Linked DNA regions of Homo sapiens: region 1 is linked to region 2. Evidence: chromatin loops called from intact Hi-C (ENCODE). Cell type or tissue: PC-3. All regions are shown on one strand. Links, peaks and the distances in the headings refer to the core of each region. The heading gives the core; the rest is flanking DNA.

Region 1 (10,844 bases), core at 1,869-9,868, 89 kb before region 2:
CTCTGGGGAAACCCTGGTCCACTCAGCTCCAGCCGACACACAGCTTTCCACAGGGCTTTCCGCTGGGCCGTCAGAGGAGCTACTGCTGTGTGGGCAATCACTGGTTTTCGCTGAGGTCCCTTCCACAGGTAGCTCTGGCTCGCTCCGCACAGGCTTTGCTGAACGAGTTAAACTGAGGGAAGCAAACTTTTAATACTGTGTAACAGACTGAAAGCCACAGGGAAAAACATGAGAACCACATCCTCACCCAGTCCTCTACTTCCTAGCTGACCACTGGCCCCTCTTTGTGTCTCCTGGTGTCAGCTGACTAAAATCTCACGAGAGGATAAGAGGTTTGTCAACCCCCACTGCCCCGCCGGGAGTATGATGGGCACTGAAAACACCACTTGAAAGTTCAGCCGTTCTCTCCACTATACTCCAGGGCTGAGCCGGCCTGGACTTCCGCTGGAGCACCTTCGGTACATTTCATCCATTTCCTGCTCATGAGTACCTCCACCAGAGGGCAGGCATTAGAAAACAAAAGGCGCTGAAACTGGTAAGAGGTGGCTATTTGTTAACCACTTTGAGGTCTTGAGGAAGACACTGCCCATGGGCCTGCCATACAGCAGGAGCTCAATGAACTCTGATGGAAGTGGGATGGAGGGAGGATGGGCCAACCTCGGAAGGATTTGTATTCTGTGAGGCATCAGTTACCCACTCTCACATGCCTGCACGCTAGCGACAATGGAGAGACATTTACAAACGACCTCAAATAGGATGGCTGGTGTATACGCATCAGCCTCAGAGGAAAGACATGACAAAGCCAAGATCCAGCGCCATATTAGCAAACACTGGAGGGTCTACCGCTGTTGGTCAGGAGTGTCGCCTTTATGTACATGTAACCCAACCTCCAAAAAAGTACATTTGGGAGACTTCACATTTTTCCCTAAGTAAATTACCCAGAGAACTTCATTCATCAAAAAGTAAGAGAAAATGTTCTTTATAGGTTATTTAATCACTAATCTCAATGAATATTTTATCTAAATTTAGGAGACATAGTAGCTTCATTATTTATAACCCAGTAGTCATGTTTCAAAATCATTATTGCAATTACTTTTTGCTTCTTTACATAATTAAAGCTCTAATATTCCATCTTGCCCAGAAGGTCACTACTAAAACTCGAGACAAGATAATTGCTGAAATTTTAGGTGGGTGCTTAAGGTACATCGAGGGTCCTGGTGGTGACCCTAGCCAGAGCATACCTGGCAGGGGAAGTGTTACCACCACTGCTGGGAGCAGGGGAGCCAGAGGCAAAACCAGAGTCCAAATCCTGGGTGAGTGGCCAGATGCTCAGGGCGCCATCCTCTCGAAGATAAAGGCCAGCCCTGGAGGGGTTTGCAAAGGTGGAAGTGAAGGGGCCGAGGGACTGGAAGGCAGCCTGGTGCACCTGGAACCAGAAAGAACAGTGCAGTGAATGAACGCAGCATCGGCCAGCGGCGGTGGCCAGGACTGAGCCCAGGCTGAAACAGATAGTTGGACACCACACAAGCTACTCTCCACCACATTACATCTATGGAGATTTATTGCTTTCTAAATCATTCCCTAAATTCCAAATACTATTATTCAACAGAAAGTAAGGAAAAATTTAGCCCCATTATACTGTTTTCATTCTTCCAGAATATTAATTTTATATGAATAATACATTTTATATCAAGTATTTGAACAGGCCTTATTAATCATTACAGACATGTTTATGATAGCAACAGAAAAGGTAACAGTTCAGTTACATAGTTTTTTCTTTCTCAATTATGATTTTCATGATATTCGTTCACTATAAATGGTACGGTGTACCTCACCTTCTTAACTCACCCCAAGCTTTTGAGATTTTAGTTTCCCTGAGACCTCACAAGGTCTAAATGTGATTATGGCAATCAGTAACTGAAGGGACAAAATACAAAGTTACAAGCCCAGAAGTGAATCCCAGCCTGGAAGCCAGACGTAGCTGTTCAGTTGGTCAACAGAGGCTGGTGTCTGGACAGGGCTGCTGGCACTCACCCATCGGCAGGGGTCGCTGACAAGTCTGATGAAGAGCGGGAAGAGCTGGGTTCTGCGGACCCCAGGGGAGGAGCTGTGCGACACAGCCGTGAAGCATTCTGCACAGGCTTTCCGCATGCCCCAAACAGCATCAGAGCAGAGCTCAAAGAACTTTGGGATCTGCCAAAACAAACAAAAGAGTGCTACTCCAATCGGAGACTCTGAGGAAGAGCAGAACCTGTTTTTTTTATTTATTTATTTATTTATTTATTTATTTATTTATTTATTTATTTATTTTTGTGAGACAGAGTCTCACTCTGTTGCCCAGGCTGGAGTGCAGTGGCGCGATCTCGGCTCACTGAAACCTCCGCCTCCCAGGTTCAAGCGATTCCTGTGCCTTAGCCTCCCGAGTAGCTGGGATTACAGGCATGTGCCACCACATCCGGCTAATTTTTTTGTACGTTTAGTAGAGATGGAGTTTCTCCACATTGGCCAGGCTAGTCTCAAACTTCTGGCCTCAAGTGACCAGCCCACCTTGGCCTCCCAAAGTGCTGGAACCTATTTTAATGAAGCAGTGAAGGCATATGCAGAAATTAATGACAAGGAAAAGGAAAATACATACTGGTCTAAAAGGAATCATTTGAAACAAACAGATATTATGAGAAGTGGAAGAAATAAACATTTCTTTTACCTCCTAATTTTAGTAAATGACTTGGTTACCTTTAACAGATAATAGAGAAAATCCCAAAAAGGGCAGAATGACCGATATTTGTTAGGTAAATTGTAGAGAAGATTGTGAAAGACTCTGAAACAGTAGATGTCCCAACTAACTCACCCACCCAGGTATCACTGTCTTTGCCTAGCTATTTTACAACTCTGAAGTGATAGAAGGTAGGTTGCTAAAACCTGATAGTAATGCAAATAATTCCTGCCAACAGAAATGCAAATTGTGTCCAGTGAAATGTAATCAATTATCACCCTGGATATTGACCAGTTTTGAATTCATTTGTAAGTTCACTTCGATATTCCTTGCTCTGACTATAAATGAGTACTTTGAGTTCTCCATTAAACTGGCTGTAATATCTTACTGGTTTTCCTCACTAATAAATGAGTTAAATAAAATCTTTGAAATACGTTCATTTCATATCTCTATAAAGGTCATGATTACATCCCCTTTTAAAGTGTATCCTTTAAAAGGGCTTTGTTTTTAATATCCTAATGTAAAATAGCCTAAAATGCTTCGCAAATGGGAATATGATATAATCATGCCAATATCTACCTACAAATGATTAGCATGTTACTCACTGCCATTCTTCATTCAGATATATTAAGTAGAAGATAACATTCACTGTAGATGGGCGTGGTGACTCACGCCTGTAATCCCAGCACTCTGGGAGGCCGAGGCGGGTGGATCATGAGGTCAGGAGTTTGAGACCAGCCTGGCCAACATGGTGAAACCCTGTCTCTACTAAAAATACAAAAATTAGCCAGGCACGGTGGTGCATGCCTGTAATCCCAGCTACTCAGGAGACTAAGGCAGGATCCAGCCTTAGCTTGAATCCAGGAGGCAGAGGTTGCAGTGAGCCGAGATCACACCACTGCACTCTAGCCTGGGTGACAGAGCAAGACTCTGTCTCACAAAAAAAAAAAAAAAAAAAAAAAAAAAAAAAAAAAAAAAAAAAAAAAAAAAAATTCACTATATATTCAAAGCAACAGCCCATTAAAAATTATTCTTGGGTTAGAACTGTGCTGACATGGCTTATACTTTAAACAAAATAAAATGAGCTTCTGAACTTAAATTTAAAAATCAATTTAAAGATTAAACTTTTTGAGGTCAAAATCTCACCCATACAAGGAGTATATTCTGTCAAATAAAACTGACAAATGCTTATGGAGCAAGGTTCTCTAGGGGCCGGGCACTGACGGGGTAGACACTGGGGAAACAAGGATGAACACAACACGGTCCCTGCCCTCAAGAAGCTCCTCAGCTCCTCTGAACAAATGCTACCAGGAAGCTGAGAAGGGAGAAGCTGATTCTCTCTGGCACTGCAGGTAGGTCAGCCTAGACAAGGAAAGAACTTCACAGAGGCAATTCAAGCTGGGTTGGAAGTGTGAGGAGGGTCCCACCAGGCAGGGAAGATGCTCTTAGTGAGCACAGGCCCAGAGGTACGAAAGAGCAAGAAGTCTCAAGGATGCTGAAGTCACCTGGCTGCTTAGGGAAGTGGATCTCTACTCTGCTATGCATCAGAATCATGTGGGACTTTATCAAAAATGCAGATGCCTGGGCCCCCCCAGGCTTCAGATATATGGCCAGAGGTGAGACCCACCGAGGCCAGGGTAGTGTTCAGAACTGAGAAAGGGGACTGGAGGTGAGGCAGAAAAGGCATCTACGAAGGGACCTGGAAGGCCCAGAAGGCTCTAGATTTTAACCTGTAAACCAAGAAAAAAATCCCAATGGTTTTGAGGCCCAGGAGTGAGGTGGTAGAGTGGTGTTCTAGAAAGAGCAGCAGAGAGAGAAGAGAGAGAGCAACTTGGACAGTGAGAAGAAGGCAGGGAAAAGTGACTTGTAAGGAGGAGACAGCCAAGCCCACCGGAAAAAAGATGGGGGTTGCTTCCAGCCCATTCCACAGACCAGCTACCTAATGCTTAGGAAAATGTTAGCTTCAGAAGTTATGAAATTTGAAATTAACAAATGCAAAATTGAGCTGCCATTCATAAATACAAAACTTAAGTGATTTTGAAAGTGCATTAAGAAGCAAATCAACAATTACAATTGGCCAAAATGTCACATACCAAAAATTTCTCAGTGGCTTCTTGTCCAACAGCATGACAAATATCACCAAAATTTGCAGCACAAACCTTAAAAAGGCAAAAGGCATATCCATTATTCTTATCTTTCTTTTTGTCTTAACAAATTGTAAAAACTAACAAGCAGGAACTTTGAGAGCAATTACCCCGCTAGTCAGGCAGCTAACGAGCCTTTCCCAAGCCCATCGCCCATACAGCACAACGCCAGATGCCTCCATTGCATCAAAAACAGAAGATTTACAATAAGGTGCCAAATTCTAAGATTTTCTGGCTCCTAATTGATCTTGATACAGAATGCATGTTAGCGATAAGGCAAAAGAGGCCCCTTAACATTCCCTGCATGGTAAAGGAGACCTGCTGTTCTGCCTGTGTATCATGAACAGAGACCAGAGGGGTGATGGCCAGTTACACAGCAAGGTGCAAGGTGAGGCTGTTTAGGGAAGGATGGTAACGAACTTCAAAAGGAAGAATTTGACAACCAAGTGACAAGTGACTAAAAGGGAATTTGGGGTTGGAAGGTATAGCAAAGATAAGAAGGTTCTGGATCAAATCACCACAGATAATCAAAGACCTTGCAAGCCTGGGCATCTAACCATAAACCAGCAAGGTCCCCTAACTCTCACCCTGTGCCTGAGGGCAACAGGTCTAGTCATACAGACTCTTTATCTCCAGGTCTCTACGCATTTCTTAACTGCAGTAAAAACTGGCAACGCTGTTCAGATATTTTCCTTACATAGTTCACACTGGACACATTTTTCCCCCAGACTATGTCTACTGAAGAAGTCCAAAACCTTTAGAAAAATCAATTTTGAACTTTTTTTAACTTTAAGAGTTTTAGAATTCTTACATTCCTACCTTCCGAACTTGAAAGAGCTTCCTGTCACCACACAGTTCACAGAATCGGGGGAGTAGCAGGCGTTCAACGGTACTCTTACTCAGCATTGAAGCCATTTTGCAGATTATCTATAAATTTTTTTAAAAAATCGAATCATTTAAAATGTCAAAGCATGTAAGTCACATGTAGCACTAAAGATATATTCCAAAAGCCAATATTCAAAATATTCCCAACATACCTAAGAAGGAAAAATAAAAAACACCTTCTTTTGAGTTTTGTCAAGTTATAAGATCAACAGAAGGCCCAACATTTCTCCAGTTTGACTCAGGTAACTGTTTGTCAGAAGCTCAAGAGTTACAATCTGCCAGGTCCCCACCTTGTGCCCAATACACAAACAAACAAAAATGTATGTGCATTGGCTCATTTTACCTTCCCAAGAATCCTATGACATGGGCATTATTTATCCTCATGTTTCCGGATGGGGAAATGCTGCAAGAGGTTAAATAGAATGACTAAACACAAACAGTGGGGAGGTGAGTCATCCAGTGACAGCAAGACATGGTAAGCACTGGAAGATGATCACATTCTGGAGAAACTAAAGACTAGACCCTTACAAGAAAAAAAAAAAAAAAAAAAAAAAGATTAAATTTTGCATTTATGCTGCTTTTTGCCTGAGGGTACTTCCCGTTCTACATGGCTATACAGGGTAGCTAGACCTCAAGCAAAAGCAACAGGTAGAAGTCCTAGCCAGAGCAATCAGACAAGAGAAAGAAAACAAGGCATCCCAACCAGAAAAAAGGAACTATCTGTGTTTGCTGATGATATGATCTCATACCTAGAAAACCCTAAAGACTCCTCCAAAAGACTCCTAGATTTGATAAATGAATTCAGTAAAGTCTTGGGTTATAAAACCAATGTATACAAATTAGTAGCACTGCTTTATACGAACAATGAGCAAGATGAGAATCAAATCAAGAACTCAATAGCTACAAAAAATAAAAATAAAATACTTAACCAAGGAGGTAAAAGATCTCTACAAACAGAACTACAAAACCCTGCCCAAAGAAATCACAGATGACACAAACAAATGTAAATACATCCCATGTTCATGGATTAGAAGAATCAATATCATAAAAATGACCACATTGCCCAAAGTAATCTACAGATTTAATGCAATTCTTATCAAAATATCAATTCATTATTCACAGAATTAGGAAAAAAAATCCTAAAATTCATATAGAATTAAAAAAGTCAGAATAGCCACAGCAACACCAAGCTAAAAGAACAAATCTGGAGGCATCACATTACCCAACTTCAAATTATAGTACAAGGCTATAGTAACCAAAACACCACGGTAATAGTATAAAAGCAAACCACTGCAACAGAATAGAGAACCCAGAAATAAAGCCAAATACTTACAACCAACTGATCTTTCACAATGCATACAAAACATACACTGGAGAAAGGATATTCTATTCAATAAATGGTGCTGGGAAAACTGGCTAGCTACATGGAGAAGAACGAAACTGGATCCTTATCTCTCCCTTTATACAAAAATCTACTCAAGATTTTAAATCTAAGACCTGAAACCATAAACATTATAGAAGAAAATCTAGGAAAAACTCTTTCTGGACACTGGTGTAGGCAAAGAATTTATGACTAAGACCCCAAAAGCAAATTTAACAAAAACCAATATAAATAAATGCGATCTAATTAAACTAAAAAGCTTCTGCACAGCAAAAGAAATAGTCATCAAAGAGACAACTCACAGAATGGGAGAAAATATTTGCGAACCATGCATCCAACAAAGAACTAATATCCAGAATCTACAAGGAACTCAAACAAATCAAAGAAAAAAACAAATAATCCCACTGAAAAGTGGGCCAATGATATGAATAGGACATTTCTCAAAAGAAGATATACAAATGGCCAAGAAGCATATAAAAAAAATTCAACATCACTAATTATCAGACAAATGCAAGCTAAAACCACATTGACATACCACGTTACCCTAGCCAGAATGGCCATTATTAAAAAGTCAAAAAACATAGATGTTGGCATGAATGTGGTGAAAAGGGAATGCTTATATACTGCTGGTGGGGATATAAATTAGTACAACTTCTATGGAAAACATTACGGAGAATTCTCAAAGAACTAAAAGTAGGTCTACCATTCGATCCAGCAATCCCACTACTGGGTATCTACCCAAAGGGAAGGAAATCACTGTATCAAAAAGACACCTGTATGCATATGTTTATTGTAACACAATTCACAATTGCAAAGATATGGAATCAATCTAAGTGCCCATCAACCGATGAGAAGACAAAGAAAATGTGGTAGTCTGGGTAGTGAGACCTGTCTCTACAAAAACTAAACAAAATTAGCTGGGTGTAGTGGTACACGCCTGTAGTCCCAGCTACCTGGGAGACTGAGGTGGGAGGATCACTTGAGCCGAGGAGGTTGAGGCTGCAGTAACCCAAGGTTGCACCACTGCACTCCAGCCTGGGCAACAGAGCAAGATGCTATCTCAAAAAAAGGAAAAAAAAAAAAAAAATATATATATATATATATATATTTTAATGTGGTATATATATATATACCATGGAATACTACTCAGCCATAAAAAAGAACAAAATAATGTCTTTTGCAGTAACTTAGATGGAACTGCAGGACATTATTCTAAGTGAAGTAACTCAGGAATGGAAAACCAAATGCCCCATGTTCTCACTTATAAATGGAAGCTAAGCTATGGGTATGCAAAGGCAAATACAGTCATATAATGGAAACTGAAGACTCAGAAGGGGAGAGGGTCAGAATGGGGTGATGAATGAAAAACCACCTATTGGTGTTCAGTGTACACTACTCAAGTGATGCGTACCCTAATATCCTAGACTTCACCACTATACAATTCATCCATGTTGCCAAAAACCACTTGTATCCCTAAAGCTAGTGAAATAAATACATATATACATACATAAATTTTTTAAAGCTACAGTTTTACTGTGAAGGAAGGAGGGAGCCAAAGAAAGGAAAGCTCCAAAATCTGTGGTTAAATCTTACCCTAATCCTTAGCTGATCTCTGAACTGGGCATGCACAGGGGAGATGGTGAGGTTCATAGAGAAACAGTAACTTAAGGATGAAAGAAGTGAGCTGTTTCAGCTGCTGCCTACTACAGGAAAAACAGAATCTGAACTGCTTTCTAGAACAAAGTCAATATCTCTAGAGGTAAACAACAAAATCCAGAGTTTCTACAATGTTTCAACAAAATACAATAGAAAATGAAAAATCTATAGACATGAGAAGAAATAAGAAAATGTGACCCACAGTCAAGAAAAATATCAGTCAGCAGAAAAAACACCCACAGAAAATCCAGATATTAGAATTAGAAGACTTTAAAAGGAATTTAAAGCAGCTATTACAAATATGCTCAAGTACAAAGAGGAAAACAGGGCCACAATGAATGAACAGATTAGGAATCTTATCAAAGAAATGGAAACTATAAAAAAGAACCAAGACTTCTGGTAATAGCAAAGTCTAAGTTAGACTAACCCTCCTGAAGCTAAAAATTATAGAATCTTGACAAAACATAAAAAAAACACCATTTGAAAGCAGCGGAAAGCAACCAAAAGGCAGAAACTGGAAGAGGGGCTACTCTTAAAAGATACACTGCAACAGGAGAGATTTGCAAGCAAGGTCCAAAATCTGTGCATAAAATGTGCTTAAATCTTTGGCTAACTGCTAAACTACATATATGTGAGGGGGATCCCAGAGGACCCAGAAAAAAAGCAGCGTCAGAAATTAAACAAACTCAGCAGAGATTTCAGCTTCTGCTCACAAGGCAGATAATTTGGAGCTGGAGATTAATCAAGGTAACTGCCTCCTAGGACAAAAATCATTTTAGAAAAATATAACAGAATCCAGGGACTCTGCAATGTATCATTTATAATGTCCAGTGTCCAATCAAAAATCACTACTCATGCATTAATAAGAAAAAAGTGATCCATAATATAAGTAGTCAATGAAAACCAACATCAAGATGATCCAAATGTTGCATGGGCCGGACAAGGACTTTAAAGGAGCTGTTATAAATATACTCAAGAATTACAAGGAAAAAATGCATAAAGAATAGACAGGGACTTTCTATATGATAGAGATATAGAAACTGTAAAGGTCTATAAAAGATCAAAATGGAAATTCTAGAGCAAAATAGTACAATAACTGAAATTAAAAATTTGCTGGCTAGGCCTAACAGCAGATTGGAGAGAAGTAAAAAAAAAGAATCAATGACTTTTTAAATTAATAAAAATTATCAAATCTAAACATCAGAGAGAAAAAATGATTAAAGAAAAGTGAACAATGCCTCAAAGACCTGTAGGACAACATCAAGGGTCCCAACTTTGTGTTATCTAAGTCACAAACTGAAAGGAGAAAAAGAATACAGAAAAAGGTATTTAAAACAACAATAGCCCAAACTTCCCAAATTATTTGAAAGGCTTAACACACAAATCCAAGAAGTTCAATGGAGACAAAACAGTATACTAACTATGCTAAATCCAAAGGTAAAGAGAAAAATCTCATGAGCAGCCAGAGAAAAAGGGATATTTTATATATACGAGTACAATATAAATGATAGATGACTTCTCATGAGAAACAAAGGAGGCCAGAAGACAACAGAATGGCATCTTTAAAATGCTAAAAGAAACAAAAAAACTTTTCAACTCACAATTCTACATCCACAAAACTATCATTCAAAAATAAATGCAAAATAGACATTTTCAGATAAACAAAAATTAATAAATTTCATCATCAGCCAACCTGAACTACAAAAGGTACTAAAGGAAGTTCTTCTGCATTAAGGGAAAGGATACCAGATGATAACTCATATCCAGGAAAGGAAAGAATGACAACCACCAAAAATGGCAAAAACGGGCATATAAAAGGCTGTATTTTTTTCTTTTTTACTAATCTCTTCAAAAGATGTAACTCTTTAAATCAAAAATTAAAATACTGTACCATATGGTTTAAATATATGTCCCCACCAAATCTCAAGTTGAATTGTAATCCCCAATATTAGAGGTGGGGCCTGGTGGGAGGTATTTGGGTCATGGGGGTGGATCCCTTATTGCTTGGTGTTGTCCTCACAATAGTGAGTTCTTGCATATCTGGTTGTTGTAAAGTGTGGCACCT
Region 2 (10,844 bases), core at 1,474-9,473:
TTGCTGAGAACTCTCCCTTTCCCTCACCGCAGTTGATACCTTGTGGATTTTGTATGTTAGTCTTAAGTTGTCCCTTTTGTCCCTTCCTGCCCATCCTATCTTTGTCCAGGATCATTTCCATGGGCCGCTTAGCTTGCTTCCCCTCCTTGCTGTTTGTTTTCTTTGTTTGTTTGTTTGTTTGTTTTTGAGACAGTCTCTCGCTCTGTCGCCCAGGGTGGAGTGCAGTGGCACGATCTCAGCTCACTGCAACCTCCACCTCCTGGGTTCAAGCGATTCTCCTGCCTCAGCCTCCTGAGTAGCTGGAATTATAGGCGCCCACCACGACGCCCAGCTAATTTTTTTGTATTTTTAGTAGAGATGGGGTTTCACCATGTTGGCCAGGCTGGTCTCGTACTCCTGACCTCAAGTGATCCACTCGCCTTGGCCTTCCAAAGTGCTGGGATTACGGGTATGAGCCACGGCGCCCGGCCGCTGGTTTTTTTTCAATTATCCAGCCCAAAATGTCAGCCTTGCTGTTCTTTTTGACCCACTTCCCTTCGTCTTGTCTGTGCCCTCACAGGGCTTACTGTTCCCCAATTTTTGCCTACATCATCTGTCTCTACTTCTGTCCTGGAGGATCCTTAAAAGTAGAGACTTTAAGGATACTGCCTGGAATCTGGGGGGATAAAAAGTATTTTATTGTCTCTTGGGAAAAATAAAACTAGTTCATGAAACTGGTAGGTTTTAAATTTTACCAATATTGTTGCTTAGGCAAGGCTCAGTTTAAAAAAAGAGAGTGATTTTTTGAAATATTCAGTAGTAATTCAAACGAAGCAACATAATGCAAATGGTACATAGAAATGTACCTTTTTTAAAATATTTTTAGAATATCTCTGAAATATTCACTAGTAATACAAATGGAGCAGCATAAATGGGGTGGCGGAGCTCTGGCCTCCAGGAGATTCTGGCTTACAAGGAACAGGGCCTCACACCAAGGAGGCACTTGTTACCAGCCTTCACCTGCCTGGAGCCTTCTATGTGGTCACCTAACTGCACTCTGCCCACCCCACCCTCCAAGTCTAACCCTGCAGAGCAGCCAGGCTGCTGCTTGACATTCATGATTCTCTACTTTGATTCTTGCCGTTGCTCTTCATGGAATGGGACCCCCCTGGGGGTCCTCGCCCATCTTCTCCCTCAACTTTCTGGCTCAGCCCCATACTTCACCTCTTCTCTGAAGGCTTTCCTGATGCATTTGTTTCCTCTTGCTGCTTTAACACATCACAGCAAACTGAGCAGCTTTAAAAAACACACACTTACTCTTTTATAGTTCTGGAGGTGAGAAGTCCAAAGTCAGTTCACAAGATTAAAGTCAAAGTATTGACAGAGCTGGTCCTTCTGGAAGTTCTGAGGGGAGAATTCATTTCCATACCTTTTTCAGCTTTTAGCAACTGCCTTGGCTTGTGGCCCCTTCTTTCATCTTCAAGGCCCGTCATTCTCTTCTCCATTTCCATGTTCAGATCACCTTCTCTTCTGGCTCTCACTCCTCTTGGTCCCACCTGAGTAATACAGGGTCCTCTCTCCATCACAAGATCCTCAATTTAATCACATCGGGCAGGTCTCATTTGCCATTTAAGGGAATCTGTTCACAGGTTCTGAGGTTAAGGTGCAGATCCTAGGATGCCATCACCATTCTCCTGCTCACAGTCTGTCCATTCTTCACTTACCTCATAGGATAATTACCTGGTAATTATCTATTCACCTGACCAGTACCCCCAGTGTAAGCCACTTGAGGGCTGTGATGGGCTCTTTCTCACCTTGCCTGCCTGGTGTTCCTGCCATGTGGTAGAAGTCCAGGTGTTTGAAGGAGTGAACAGATTGCCCAGTACAAATAGCACTGTAGTTCAGAGCACAGACTTGAGGTTCGACTGCCTGGCTGTGGATCCTAACTGCACCTCTCACCAGCCCTGTCTATTCTGTGTCCCATCTGCAAAATGGTGATGAAGAATAAAACCCAGCCTGGAGCCCACAGTAGAGGGATTCAGTTGGGTCACATGTGAAATCATTAGAAGAGTGTCTAACAATAAAGTCAAGACAGTTTTGTCATTGTTGATTTTGTTTTTGATGTGAAATGGTATATGTTATGTAAATTATTATTGACAAGTTTAGGAAAGGATAAGCTTTTTGCTATTTAGTTATGTTTGTTTATTTTTTTTTATTTTTTTTTGAGACGGATCTCGCTCTTGTCGCCCAGACTGGAGTGCTATGGCGCAATCTCAGCTCACTGCATCCTCCATCTCCTGGGTTCAAGTAATTCTCCTGCCTCAGCCTCCTGAGTAGCTAGGATTACAGGGACCCGCCATCACACCCGGCTAATTTTTGTATTTTTAGTAGAGACGAGGTTTCACCATGTTGGTCAAACTGGTCTTGAACTCCTGACCTCAAGTATCAGCCCGCCTCAGCCTCTCAAAGTGCTGGGATTACAGGCTTGAGCCACCGTGCCCAGCCTGTTTAAAGAAATCTTTTCCTTGATTTTAAATATTTTCCAAAAAGTTTTTAGGCTGTATGATGAACATGTAGAAGGTGATAAAGGATTTGCTTAGGATGACCATGAACCTGTGGAACAGTCCGTTGTGCACCACTCTGCTTTAAGTGGGTATCGACTGCTTGGGAGAGATTACTATGCAGAGTTAATCCTTAGATCTCATTAGCCTAAGAGATGGTGGAGATTCAAGAAAAGGTTAAAGGTGTGTGTGACTATGGAATGCACACAATACTTCACTGAATTTATGGATACACTTGAGACTTCCGGCTTCTTGAAGCCACTCTAACATAAGCCAAATGTGCGCTTAAATTCAGCTAACCCTCACTGAGAACCCATCAAGTTCTTTGCACCATTCTAACAGAGACAACTTTGTGAAGGTCCCTTGATACCTCTGTTAGAGGAACTTCTAGATGTCATGTGCCTTTGGTCTTTTTATGTCTCAATCTTGGTATTCAGTGGTGTTTCCATCAGTGTACATAATCCAGAGATCCAAGGGTTGTTTGCATGAGATTTCTAGTTTTGAGAAGTGAGAATCCTTTGTTAATTGTAAAATGTGCTGGATTGTTCATCCTCGGGAGGCACTATATGCCATTATGGGGATGACACCATCCCATATGCCATGCAAAGAACAGGGTTTGCAGTAAAGAGAGGTGCTGGAATGTAATGTCAGAGCACACCTATGTTCCAGGAGAGCTAAACAAGTCTACTGCAGTTAAAGAAAAGAAATGTTTAAAATACCTTGCAACAAGTTTTTTCATTGAGAGCACGTACTCTGACCAAAGTTCATGACTACTTGGTGTGCATGAAGAAAGTCATATTTTTAGAATGCCATGATAAATGGAGAAGTATATGAAAAGCATTCTAGCTTTAGGAAATAATGCTAGTATGGATTTTAGATTAAAGACATAATAAGATCTGCCTAAGCAGAGTGAAGAGAGATGGTTTAGTAGTGAAAAATAAGGTTATCAGACAAGTAAATGGCAGGCTGGAAAATAAAAATGTATCATTTGAATGGCAGGGAGCCATTGCCAGTTTTTCAAAAAGCAAGATATTAAAGTTATCATACCCTCTGCATCATTTAACTTGATCGTTAAAGGAGTGATCCTAGTGATCCTAGAGTTCTAGTGACAACGGGAGGGAAAAATTGTAGTAGTCCCACTGGAAGATTAGGGTCCAATTTATGAATTTATTTCAGGGATTGAGGTTCAAGTGTAGATTAAATATAAAATGAAGAACCAGACAGCTCTACTTCAAAATTGGATGCAAGTAACAAAGGACAAAGGATAGTTGCAGACTTCGTTTCTGTTCTGTGGAAGGCAGACATAACGTTCTGTGATTGAGATCTTGGAATTTGGGGTGATTTGTGGGGGTAGAGTGGAAATAACGCCCTATTTTCACCATGTTGGGCAGGAAGGGTGATGAAGTATCTAAATTGTGTAGTTAAACTAAAATCAAGCAGATTTGGAAAAGTGCTGTTCTCAACAGGTGAAGACCTGACCGTAGGAAGGAATCCATTGTTGAGTCCTGCTCCTGCAGGACTTCTGCCTGGGGCTAGCCCAGAGCTCGGGAGGCGCCACAGGCAACCTCCCCCTCCCATGTCTCACCCTGAATCCAGGTGTTACCACTACGGAAAAGAATCCAATCCTAATGCTGAGGAGGAAGTGGTTCTTACAGATGTGATAGGCCAAGATTTTAACCTCTCAGAAATCAACAGAAATGCATTGTGGGGTTGAGGGGAGAAAGGTTGGCCACTTGAGCTGTGACGTGGGGTTGGGAAAAAACTCCTGATTCAAACGTGAATGAGCAGGAAAGAGACACCCCCTCCTTCCAAAAAGCGATATGACTTCTTAGCAGAATTCCAGAGCTTTGAGTGAGAGAGGGACACAGTGACTTTGCTGTAACTCCTGGATTTTGCTGGTTGCCTGTGGGCTAGAAGGAGTTGGAGCTGGTGGCTTGGCAGAAGGCAGGAAGGACACTGCTTGGGCGTACTCAGCCTTGCACTAGTTGAGCCACTTCCCACATACCCTAAAGGCCACACACCTTGCTAAGGTTGCAGAGCCCAGGTCTGCTCTAATCTCAACGTTTTACCTGCATTTCAATAGTACTTCTCACTTCATGCTTCAGGAAGTGCTTGGCCAAGACACCCTAGATCTGTTGGCATAACAGACAGCCACTTAGCTTGTAGGCTACATGATAAATGTTTTGTTGGAGTTCTAGGATAGCAAGGAGATGGAGAGATGAGGAAGATACCCCTATTACAGAGGAAGAGTTACAGCGAGGCCCCTACACTCAAAGAACTTAAAATTCTCATGGGTAAGTCAGACATTGAACAGGCAAACTTTAAAAAGAAAAAAACATAAATGAACTACTCAGATGTTGTGAAAGCTGCTCTAAAGACAAAGTGCAGTGGTGAGTTGGGTGGGAGGCTGCCTGGTGGGGTAGATGGCACAGGTGTCTATGGTCATTAACATTTAAGCTGAGACCCAAACGATGGGGAGCATCTGGCCAGGGGAGAGCCAGTGGGAAAGCATCCAAGGAAGAGGAGCAGTCAGTGGTCCGTGGGAAGGTGGACACAGGGACAATTGAAAAGATTTGAGACTTGAGACCAGTTTGATGACTGCAGTGGCCAAGGCAGGATGTGCTGGGGTCATGAACCAGGGCAGCATTGACACATGAGCCAAAGAAAAGACATCTCTGACTCAGCAAAAGTCAGAAAAATGGAAGTCACAGCAAGTATGAGTGGAAATTCGTCTGTTCTCTAGTTGAAAGTGTTGACTGGGGAGCTGGTTGAAAGTCTTGGGGCTTATAACCTGTTTTCTCTGAGAAGGCTGAAACAAGCTGTTGTCCTGAAGAGACAGGTAGCTGGAAGTGGTAGAGAACTGGAAAGGAGGAGAGAGAATGTGGGATAATTGCTGTGGAATGGAAGAAGGCCTAAGACGCATGCCCAGCAGACAAAGCGTAGAATCTTCATGGCCGTCCACATAGTTTTGTAATTTTTCCTCCAGCGAAGCCACCACCCAACCATTGGGTAGAGGAAGCAGGTGGAGAGGCTGTTGGGGCTTTTCTGGGTGGTTGAGACAAGACAGGCAAGGAGGCTAGAGAACTGGTGGTGTGGGCAAGTGATGCTGGTGATCAATGGACTGGAAGCCAACAGCAGAGACTTAGACCCAAGAAGGGAGCTTGAGGTACAAGAAAACTTCAGGGTAGACAGGAAGGAGGCGTGGTGAAAGTGATGAAAGGGGAGAGTAGAAGGGTGGTCCAGGGTCAGACAGGGAGTTAGATTTAATCCTTCAGGGCACTTTCATTACATCATAGCTGCCATTTTGTCTTTTATCTGACTCAATAATAAGTCAGTAATAAGTAATGTTTTAATTAAAGGTAAATGCTTGGCAGGTAGGTTAAACTTCATTGAGTCCCAATCCTGTCATAATTATTGTGTATACCTTTCTCAGCTTTTTGTCTACTTGAAATATATTTCTTCTTCCTTTGAGCAGCCAAAATGGAAGTGTTGGATGTGTTGGCTCTGTTGGTAGGCTCCTGTTGGATGCCTGTTGTCACTCATAAATGTAACACCACAACCATAATTGATGGAGAGTTGAGTTGCAAGCTTTTAGGACTAATTGCAAAGTCTAAACTAAAACATTTCCTGGAGCTGCCTTTAAATAATAATAATAATACCTTGTATAGATACAGTGCTTTACAATTTACAGAGCACTTCCACATACATCATCTCATTTAATCTTCACAATAAACAATGCTTTTTGAATGCTTAGATATTTCCTAAGTGAGAAACCATGTTGTACATCCTGATTTAATCATAGTGAGTCACCAAAAGTTCTTGATACAATAACCATTTATGAGTACCTTCTGTGTACAAAGCACTTTACTAAGGATACCAAGGGGTAAATTTTCAGTAAATAAATATCCAATAAGTAGTACCTATCAGTAAATATGATCTTGCCTCCTAATTTACCTTCGCTTCCTAGTCACAGTCACTGTTTTGGAGGCTACTTGCCATGGCATAAATTTATATAAATATTGCCAGGAATTCATTGTATCAGAGTTGAAGTTTTAAAACTAAGGATTCTGATACTTGTCTAAGCTCATGATTCATCAGAAAGTCATCCTGTCTATTCAACTTGCACTTTTCTTGAAGATTATCACTTGAATCTCAAGAAAAATATTTCAAGGCCTCAGCATATCTGAAAATGCCAGCCATTGAGTTCAATGTCCTGATTGGAGTGATTTGGGTACAACTTGGCCAAAAAACAAGAGTACAATTTGGCAAAAAAAAAAAAAAAAAGTATAACTTCGTACTTGGTTCCAGAAGTCTTATTTTTCATTAGAAAAGAAGACACACCCATCTTTGGGCTCTACTGGCCAGACTGGGATGCTTTGAGAAGACTGGGAGACAAAGGACTTCCTGGGAGGCTGCCCTCTGGGTGAGGGGGGAATGGAAGGTAGTATTGGAGCTGGGCCCAATCCCAGGGCAAGAATCCTGAACCTGTGTCCTGGAGTCCCCCAAGTGTCCAGGCGTGTCTTCTGGGCCACCATGGCTCTTCAGAGGATACACAGATTTTGAGGTCTCACTCAAGATTCTCCAAATGTAGAACCCCCAAAATAATAGGAACCCTGCCGTCAGAGTGCCCTGGGCAGAGTAGCTCCCTGAAAGTGAGCGGTGTGACCTGCAAACCATGATTCCTTCTCCCATCCGGGGCTCGATGAGGCCCCAAGGTGTGATGTTGAACTTCAGCTGAGAAACCCGTTTTGTCGATGAAATGCAGGTGGTCGTCAGGGGCACTGATGATGAATCGGGTCCCCTTGGTGCAGCTGTTACTTCTCCAGCCATCTTCCTGCTCCTTGTTCAACACCTTAATGTTATTAATTCGCATGTTAACACTAGCTCTCACTCACCTATTTACATGGGAATGTGGTTTGGGAATTGGGGGAGGACAAAGCCAGATCCTAAAAAGTTTTTTTTTTAACTAGTGTATACATTCCTGGACATAGTTTTTTAGGAATATTTTCCCATGATAACATCTCTTTAAATAACAGGTTTTGTGTTTTACAAGGGAGGCTAATGTCTGTGTTGCCAAACTATCTCTTGATTCTTTTGATAAGGAGCTTAGAACCCTTCCTTCTTGGTGTCGGGCAGATGTGCCTAATGCTTTATTTTGACGGAGGATATGCACTCAGCATCTGAGCATCCCATAAATACTCCAGAGAGGAACACAATTAGGATACAGCGTGGTGCTGGGAGACTGAGCGTTGGTTGAGTCTAAGTGATGTTTCCGACTGGGGCTGGAAACGTGCTTTACATAATTGTATTCTGATCATTTAGGTCTCTCTTTATAGGGCATCTTTTATGACCAAGACTGTCCAGTACCAAAATGAGCTACATAAATTCCTAATCTGGGATACAGCTGGACAAGAACGAGTAAGTCACTCTTTAATTTACTCTGTTTTTCTGAGGCCCAAATGAAAGTTCCAACTAAACTGTCAGCATCCCTGTCATCTCACGTTACTCACTTCTCTTCTGTGCACCGGAGACACATTTATTTCCATTTGCGTAGGCCAGCCTTTGCCTTTGCCTTTTCAATTAGAGCCACAGAGTCCACCGATGGAGAAAGTGATAATGGGCACTGAGGGCATTTTTATACCTTGCAGTGTCTTAAAGTAAATGCTGACCAACAGGCCTGATAAAATCCCACTCAGAGCACTGTGTATAATTTGGGGCTCTCTCCTCTAGTAAAGATATATAAAGCAATTAGTGGTAGAAAGGGTGAGTTAAGCACAACTCATTTATCGCTGCCTTTTAAAAGCTAAAGAGGGAACTTTACAGCATATGAAGGGTGAGATATAAGTGAAAAGGATAAGCTAACACAGTGCCTTGCAATAGATACTTAATAAATGCCTGATGACAAAATTGGCCACAATGGTTATCTGCTTAAGGAAGAGCCTGAACCAGAAGCGGGGCCTGAACATGGCAGCATGGGGTCTAATGGAATTTGGGGAAGCCCACCCAAATCAGAAAGGGCCGGGAAGGCAGGGATGGGGACAAACACATCTGCTTCCTCCCCTTTCCTCTGGGTACTGAGACACATCTGCCTCCTCCCCTTTGCTCTGGGTACTAAGACACATCTGCTGCCTCCCCTTTCCTCTGGGTACTAAGTCCAATTTCCCTTCCAAGGTGTCTCTGGCAGCCACCCCATTATTCAGCTGCCGTTTAATTTTGTTTTCAAACAGTACGATCCAAACAGCACATCTGATAGATGCATGGTGCTATCTTAAGCTCTTAAAAGTGTACCAGAAGTAATCAGGAAAAATAGTCTGTCATCACAGCCTTATCTAAGACACCATAGATAGTGTGTGTAGTATGAAATCTGACAAGAATCATCACAGACAAATGGAGGAAAACAAAACAAGCCATTACTGTTGTCCTAGACATAGACTCCATGCATTTGTACAGGTTTAATGTCTTAAGTTTGCTCTGTTTGGTTTCTTCTGTTTTTAACACTGGATGTTGTGCCTCTGTCCCATTACTCATCTAAGATATTCTGCTTACCGTCTTCCACTCCCCATTCCTTTTCCTTTGCTCATGTTGTACATCTAGAATGGAGCATTTAGGACAGCTGGACCTTTGCTAACCATCCCTCTTCTGTCCTTCAGAAGTGTGTCGCTTACCAGAATCCTGAATATATCTGTAGACACAGCCCTGGGTTCTGTCCTGTTAGCCACGAATCCGTGTGGCCCTTCCTATTAGTAATATATGTACCCTCCACTAAATCCCAAGTTTCAGTTACCCCTCACATATATTTGATGATACAGCAAAGCCCTCATCATAAAGAATCATGCTGTAATATAGATTCCATTATGCTTTGAATCAGAGCCTGTCCTGGTATATGCAGTGGCGTATAACATCTCTTTTTTTCTGGAACACAAAAAAAAAATAACACAAAGGTGTTTGCCTCTCTCCCTTTCTGCCACCATGGTAGCAGAAGTCTGTGAAGTTTTGTACTTAGCTGGTTTTCCTGCCTCTTGCTTGTCCACTTCTCATTGGTTCTGCAACAGGAGTAGTTGCTCTGAGATGCAAACCTGCCTTCAGCCTGCCTGATGCACCATCACACAGCCCAGAGCTGCACAGGAGATGCTCATGGGGCCAAGCCACAGGCCAGGGGTGCTGACCAGGATGCCCTGCATGGAGAAGACAGGAGAGGAGCACCACCTGATGAGCACACACTCCAGCCAGTTGTTGCTGGGCGTGAGCACATGTCCAGGGTTGCCAAAGCGCAGTGCTGAGGAAAGCCACACACCTGACAGCTACCCACAAATTGTTTGAAATGCTGGGAGGATCACACAAGACACGTCTTGTAAGCCTGTCTGGGTCAGGGACTGCCCGTTTATCCTGGGCAGTGCATTGAAGGTCCAGAATGTGCCATCCACAGCCAGGCTCTATTTTCACCTCCTCCCACCAGTCTGTCCTCTAGTACAAACTGCGTGCTGTTCTCCAGCATGCCATAGTTTCACACCCTCATGCCCTTCCACAACTCTATTCAGCCTTCAGAACCAACCTCCAATGTCACCTAAAGGGGGCTTTCCTGCCATCCCTGCTCTCGGACAAGTAACCACATCGCCACACTGCCGTGTTGCTCTAGACCCATATCTGGAGGCCTCCCTGGGTTCCTCCCTTGGCCTCAGTGCTGGACACCTTCTCCACCCAGGTGTCCTGACAGCTTCATTCTCTACATGTATCGCAAATAGGTTCACTTCTCCATCTCCGCTCCCAGCATCCTGCTCTCAGCCACCTTTGGCCATTCACTGAGTACTCCTTTAGCCTTTTCGTGGGTCCCCTGCTTTCCCTCTGTCCATGACATGTCCTCATAGGACCCAGAGGAATCTTCTGGAAACAAAAATCAGCCTGTGTTATTGGCCTGCTTAATATCCTTCAGTGACTTCCCACTGCACCTCTCATAACAGCCACACTCTGAACAGAGACCTCCCAAGCCCCACGTGACTTGCCCAGGCCTCCCCCGGGGCTCCTCTCTTCTCAGGGCCTCCAGCACTCCTTGGCCTCATGCCTCTGGATACGCTGTTCCTTCTCACCAAAACTCTCTGTTCCCTCCACTGGAGCCCAGCTGGCTCCTTTCCCGTCTTTTAGTGTCAGGTTAAATGTGATGCACTCAGAGTTTTCTCTAAACCCCCTGCATCTAAGCAGGGCCCCAACTTTGTTCTTCATTACTGCCCTTACTCATTTTCCTCAGAACATTCATTAAAAATTGTCCTTAGATACCTGTCTACCTACCTTCATTGACAGAATCTCCCA

The links. Hi-C counts contacts between places; a loop is a spot of excess contacts. Peaks named below come from ENCODE experiments on the same cell type or tissue, not always from the same donor. Only the 100,000 strongest peaks of a DNase experiment are listed, where the experiment ranks them.
Region 1: it touches region 2 in a loop (5-fold over the local background); 2 of 110 quality-filtered maps call a loop at or near these places.

What each region holds. Positions count from the first base shown.
Region 1 is chr20:58,246,081-58,256,924 of GRCh38, forward strand. It overlaps the pseudogene PPP4R1L. Among named protein-coding and RNA genes, the nearest start is that of ANKRD60, 23 kb to the left of the region's middle. In PC-3, for the core only: a CTCF peak has its summit at 2,041; a DNase peak (open chromatin) is centred at 6,121; H3K4me3 peaks cover 1,446 bases; H3K27ac peaks cover 2,534 bases.
Region 2 is chr20:58,335,842-58,346,685 of GRCh38, forward strand. It overlaps RAB22A (RAB22A, member RAS oncogene family), which reads left to right. Exons shown (of 7, transcript NM_020673.3): 3 at 7,877-7,958. Among named protein-coding and RNA genes, the nearest start is that of RAB22A, 32 kb to the left of the region's middle. In PC-3, for the core only: no CTCF peak of the experiment used is centred there; DNase peaks (open chromatin) are centred at 6,470 and 9,100; H3K4me3 peaks cover 715 bases; H3K27ac peaks cover 3,269 bases.